Linked DNA regions of Homo sapiens: region 1 is linked to region 2. The links are chromatin loops, found by intact Hi-C in ENCODE. Cell type or tissue: mammary epithelial cell. All regions are shown on one strand. Links, peaks and the distances in the headings refer to the core of each region. The heading gives the core; the rest is flanking DNA. Region 1 overlaps DOCK4 (dedicator of cytokinesis 4). Region 2 overlaps DOCK4 (dedicator of cytokinesis 4).

Region 1 (2,919 bases), core at 320-2,819, 190 kb after region 2:
GTCTGCAATTTCCATCAAGTTAGTATTAGAAAAAAAATGGTGGGGCACTGCAGGAGGCTTGGAGTTGCAGAGTATCGAAAGCAATGCAGTTTCACATCATGTGAAAACCCTACCTCCAGCACCATGTAAAGAGTGTTGTTTGGCCATTTTGATGAATTTGTAAAAAGATAAATGTCACCCAGCAAAGAGACCCAATTTATTGCTAGTATAAACTCCATTTCTACAAAGAGAAAACTTTTAGACATTCTAAGACACCTATAAGATAATAAAATATTCAACTCCATTCTTTTCATTTTTCACATTCTGCCCAGTAGTGTCTTCTATGCTTGAATATTTATTGAATACTTCAGTATATACACCTTCCTTGTACAAAAACATTGCTTAAAAGAGCAAATGTAATTCCCCAAGCAACTAAGGAAAGGTATCTGGGATAGTTTATAAAATTGAATCAATTGTTACAACTTTAGTTCTCAATACAGAAATATTTTGATGTTTGTGTTTACCTAAATCTTGCCTGTCAGCACATATGACAGAATACTAGGATGGGTGTACTTGGAGAAGAAGAGAAAGATTTCACTTTATTGTTTAATAATCATTATCTGCCTTTCAGAATGAAAAAGACAGATAGGTAGATCCCAAAATATCCAATACAGGTTCATTTTAGTATCACGTGGAACAGATGTTTTCTTTAGTCAGTTGAAATGACCATGCATTTGGGTGCTACACAGACATAATGTGAAATCTCCTTGTTGCATTAAAAGAGACTCCACACAGTGTAGTGGGCGGTCACAAAGCTGACTTTGCAGGTGGGCCTGCCTAAAACTGGAGGAAATCTTGATTCCTGATCAAAAACAGCAGCAAGTGGGCACAGTGGCACACTGTAATCCCAAAAACTTGGGAGGCTGAGATAGGAGTATCACTTGAGCACAGTTCCAGACCACTCTGGACAACAGAGCAAGACCCCCAGAAAATGAAAATTAAAAAATGGCAAAGTCAGAATACATGTTGAATTTAAAAGACTACGTTTTGGAGGTGTAGCTGATCCCAAGCTGTTATGAGCAACCCCCTAAGGACTGCAGATGGCCTGGATCCAGGTTCTGAGCAGAGCAGCAGACAGTCTAGAGCTATAGCCACACAGATGGCTGGGGATTGCGCAGCAGGGTCTAGACACGACCCTGCCACAGTAGGTCGTCTCCCTCTGTTGGCACAAACAGACATGACATTGTTGGCAGAGTCATGTCTGAAAGATTATAATTAAAAGTATAAAGTTTTAAAAAATTAGAAGTAGTTTAAGAGTCATAATTTTAAAGAGAGTTTAGCAAATTGGAAAACTGCATTAGCAAATAGAATAAATTTTGTTAAAAAGTCAATTAGAATAAATCAATCTTCTATATCATTCTTCTTTTAAAAATAGCTTTCCTGGGTATAAATGGCATTTGCTTCACAATGAAAGAGAAGGGTCCCCCTCTGTTGGTTTCTAAAGGGCACTACACTCTTCAGAATCCTGGAGCCTGACCTTTTTTTTAAGGAATCAGATTCTAGTCTGGTCTTGGATTTAAAAGCAAACAAATATCAACATTAAAAACATCCTTTTGGCCAGGCACAGTGGCTCACACCTGTAATCCCAGCACTTTGGGAGGCCAAGGCAAGAGAATTGCTTGAGGCCAGAAGTCTTTTGTTGTTTGATCAATTTCCAAGATAATTTTTAGCACTCAAATACATTTATCCACTTTTATGATCTAAGTAGGGATTTTTCCCCTCATGAAAAACGGGTTATTTAGCTGGGCACGGTAGCTCATGCCTGTAATTGCAGCACTTTGGGAGGCCAAGGCCAGAGGATCACTTGAGCCCAGGAGTTCAAGACCAGCCTGGGCAACATAGTGAGACCCCATCTCTACTAAAAGTTAAAAAAAATTGCCAGGTTCGGTGGCGTGCGCCTGTGGTTCCAGTTTCTTAGGAGGCTGAGGCAGGAGGATTGCTTGAGCTCAGGAGTCAAAGCTTCAGTAAGCTGTGATTGAGCCACTGCACTCCAGCCTGGGTGACAGTGAGACCCTGTCTCCAAAAAAAAAAAAAAAAAAAAAAAAGAAAACAAAACAAAATGGGTTATTTAAAGAATATTAACGCAGAAGTTCTACTTCTATATACATGCTTAAGAAAATTGAAAATATATATTTACACAAATACTTGTATCTGAATCGTCATAGCAGCATTATTCATAATAGCCAAAATGTAGAAACTGCCCAAATATCTATTAACTGATGAATGGGTAAACAAAACACAGCATATCTATGCAATGATACTCAGCAATAAAAAGAAAGGAAATACTTATATGTGCTACAAAATGGATGAACTTTAAAAATACTATGTTAAGTAAAAGCTAGTCACAAAAGGCCAGCACATTGTATAATTCCATAATAGGCAAATCCATAGAAACAAAAAGTAGTATTGTGACTGGCTGGAGGAAGAGAAAAATAGGAAGTAACTGCTAATGAGTATAGGGTTTCTTTTTGACATGATGAAAAGATTCTGAAATTAAATTTTGTTAATGTTTGCACAACTCTATAAATATACTAAAAACCACTGAATTGCACATTTTTAAAAGGTGGATTTTATTGTATGTGAATTATATCTCAATAAATCTATGTGTTTTTTTAGAAAAAAAAAGAGTACTGATAAGGAAGATGCTTTATTTCTTAGAGACCCAAATATCAGACCCAAAATTTCATTTTATTTTAAAATGGCTTCTTAATACCATTGAATGCCTGTATTCTTAGAGCAAATGCCCCGATTTTTACAAACTGTCATATATAAGCATTGTTTGTTTTAAAATATATTTCATTTACTAGGATATTCAAATATTTATTTGGGGGCTCCTGTAATAGGCAGAGAGGGATGTATTGTGTTTTATTTTACCAAGCA
Region 2 (2,919 bases), core at 298-2,797:
ACACAATAATCATCCTGACTAGTAAGAAAGAATTGGCTTGTTATTCAAAATTGGCAATGGAATTGGCTATAGTTTAAAAATATGTCTCCTGTTGTGTCATTCAACTAAACCCAAATTCTTTATGTGCCAACAAAGCCATCACATCATTTGGCTGCATAGTCCTCAACACTCAATTATTTGTAAGGTGAATATGGGCTTGAGCATTAATATTTTTAAAAGAAAACATCATCTATCTCCTCTTTAAGTAAACTCTGGAAACAGTTGTATCAGAGATCTTCCTCTTTCCATTTCCCTTTAATCAGAAGAGCTCATGACTCTAACTTTGCTTTAGTTTTAAAATTAGAAAGCACATTAATAATCTTATCTAGGAAGACTTGCTTGAGAAGTTGCTTTCATTTATTGCCAAGGAAAAACTCTGTCATTTGTGTTCTCATGTGGTTGGGAGGAAGAGGGGAAAAGTCTTCGACCCTAAGATACCAGGCGTACATTGCCTGTTTTCTGGTATACATGACTATCATAAAACAGTCAGCAATTCTGATTAATTAAGACTAGGGCTTTTGGGTAAAAACAGTGGTCCTTTAACATGGCTGGGCTTTAAACAAACAGGAAGCTTTTAGGTCCATCCTGACCCAGTCAATCAGGATCTCCAGGGTGGGGCCTGGGCTTTATACAGCTCACCAGGAGAATATTGTACACAATCAGGTTGGTGCGAGGCTCTTTGTATCGGTTCGAACCCTGAGAGCACGCCAACAAACAACACAAGGCAGTGTGGAGCAGTACCCTGTTTTAATGAGCGCCTGGGTGCAGACAGGCCGAGGCCTAAAATGGCATCAGCCCCATGTGAGGACGGGGCAGGGGTTTTATAGCCCTCTGTAAACAGGAAGTGTCCCAGTCTGACATGACAGCTACGTAGTACCCGGACAGTCTCCCTCTCCATCTTCAGGGGGTATGTGTCTTCCGGCCACCTCTCTTCCTGCTTCTGCTATCTTGCTGACGCACGCTGCTGGGTCTTGCGCCTTGGGACTGGGCCTGAGGAGGGAGGAGTTATTCATTCCCTTAAGCTTTCAGGCCCTGGGGAGAATCTTTCAGTTGGGAACCACTGAATTAGAAGGCCCTTGGGTCTCTTCTGTTTACCACTGATCATTCCCTGTACATAGGGCATCTATTCGAATGTCCTTCATCTCTGCCATCATAAGCACCAAAGCCCCGTAGTCCAGCGGCCACTGCAGAACTGCCAGCACACCTTCCAGCTGCTTCCCAAAGTATCTTGCCTGGACAGAGGTAGCACTGGTTTCTTGGGGGCATAAATAGAGCAATTTATAGTGCGGCCTGAGCTTTTCTGAATTGTCCTTTGTTATTCTAGGCGAGACCACAGTAACAGCTCTCTTCACAGTTTTGGGAAGGAAAATAATTTTTTCTTTAACACTCATACATTCTTAGTTGGAATGGTCCTCTTTATCAAAAGACAAATTAAAAAGAGAAAAACAGAAGTTTACTAACATGTATATTTCATACATAAATGAGATATATTAATACATAGGGAATGAGAAATTCTCAAAGAGGTGGCTTTGAATTCCAGCTTATATAGTGTCTTCAAGAAAGAACAGTACATTTTGGAGAAATGACAAGACCAAACAGGACTTGAAGTCTCTAGGGAGGCAACTTCTAGGAAGGCAAATAACTGGCAGACAAAGGCTAGTTGATAAAGAGTGTTGGTAGGGATACCTCTGGTGCCATCTCCAGGCCTGTAACGTTTAAAATTGTCATCTGTGGTTAACCTTTGTTCTCCCTGGTAGAAGAAGGGGCAGGCCCATGACCATGCCACCCTGAATGTGCCTGATCTTGTTTGATCTCAGAAACTAAGCAAGGCCAGGCCTGTTAGTACTTACATGGTCTAAGAGAGGCAAGATTCTTTTTGTTTTTGTAAATCTATGCATTGCCTTTAGGCAATTAGAGGGAAGGCAGAGAGCTTTACAGCACCTACTTCTTAATTGCCTTTAGCTCAACAATTCTTATGCCAAAGAAGTATATTTTGGGGTGCCGTATTCTGGTCTCCCACAGCAGATTATTGGACATATCTTACACTGTTAGGCAATCAGAAAACATTTGACAGAATGCAGGAGAAGCAGTGAAATAGAAACAATTCAGATCACCTTACGTTTGTATTCTATTGCCTTTTAGGGAGAGGCTCTAGGGTCAGCACTGCACCCTGGAACCATCCTCTTAGCTCTTCTCATTATTCCTTCGTCCATCTTACCACCCCTTAGCTTCTGGTGTGTCTCCCTTCACACCTACTCAGTGTAGAATGGGTATTAATTGTTATCCTCACACTCTTCAAACAGCGTAGTTAATTTTTTTTTTTTTTAAGACAAGGTCTCATTCTGTTATCCCAGATATCAGCTCATTGCAACCTCTGCCTCCTGGGCTCAAGTGATCCTCCCACCTGTGTCTCCTGAGTACTTGGGATCACAGGCATGCACCACCCCACCGGGCTAATTTTTTAAATTTTTTGTAGAGACAAGGTTTCACCCTGTTGCCCAGGCTGATCTTGAACTCCGAGGCTCAAGTGATCTGCCTGTTTCTGCCTCCCAAAGTGCTGGGATTTCAGGCGTGAGTCACTGTGCCCAGATTAGCATAGTTCAATTTAAGACAAATGACTGCTTTTTCAGATATGCTACATGGGATTTTTGTTTTTGTTTTTGTTTTTGTAAAATTGGTTTGAGTATAAAAAAAATGACAGTTGTTTTTCCAATTAGTTTAATAGAACATGACCGTCTAAATGTGTTCTCTGTTGTTATTGTTCTTCTTGGAGACCATAAATCTATTTCAATGATATTTAACTGTTGAAAATTATTTTACAAGCGTTCTTTGTAATTTTTTGTGGATTGATTAGCTTGCTAATCTTTCTCACAACATGTT

What was found. A loop is a pair of places that touch in the nucleus more often than their neighbours do. Peaks named below come from ENCODE experiments on the same cell type or tissue, not always from the same donor. Only the 100,000 strongest peaks of a DNase experiment are listed, where the experiment ranks them.
Region 1: it touches region 2 in a loop (15-fold over the local background); 2 of 110 quality-filtered maps call a loop at or near these places.

Annotation. Positions count from the first base shown.
Region 1 is chr7:111,761,928-111,764,846 of GRCh38, reverse strand. The region is part of intron 39 of DOCK4 (dedicator of cytokinesis 4); the gene reads left to right. The region is part of intron 1 of LOC124901726 (a long non-coding RNA gene); the gene reads right to left. Among named protein-coding and RNA genes, the nearest start is that of DOCK4-AS1, 45 kb to the left of the region's middle. In mammary epithelial cell, for the core only: a CTCF peak has its summit at 1,477; no DNase peak of the experiment used is centred there.
Region 2 is chr7:111,952,655-111,955,573 of GRCh38, reverse strand. The region is part of intron 8 of DOCK4 (dedicator of cytokinesis 4); the gene reads left to right. It also overlaps the pseudogene RNA5SP237. Among named protein-coding and RNA genes, the nearest start is that of DOCK4-AS1, 150 kb to the right of the region's middle. In mammary epithelial cell, for the core only: a CTCF peak has its summit at 1,739 (motif pointing left); a DNase peak (open chromatin) is centred at 1,743; H3K27ac peaks cover 1,395 bases.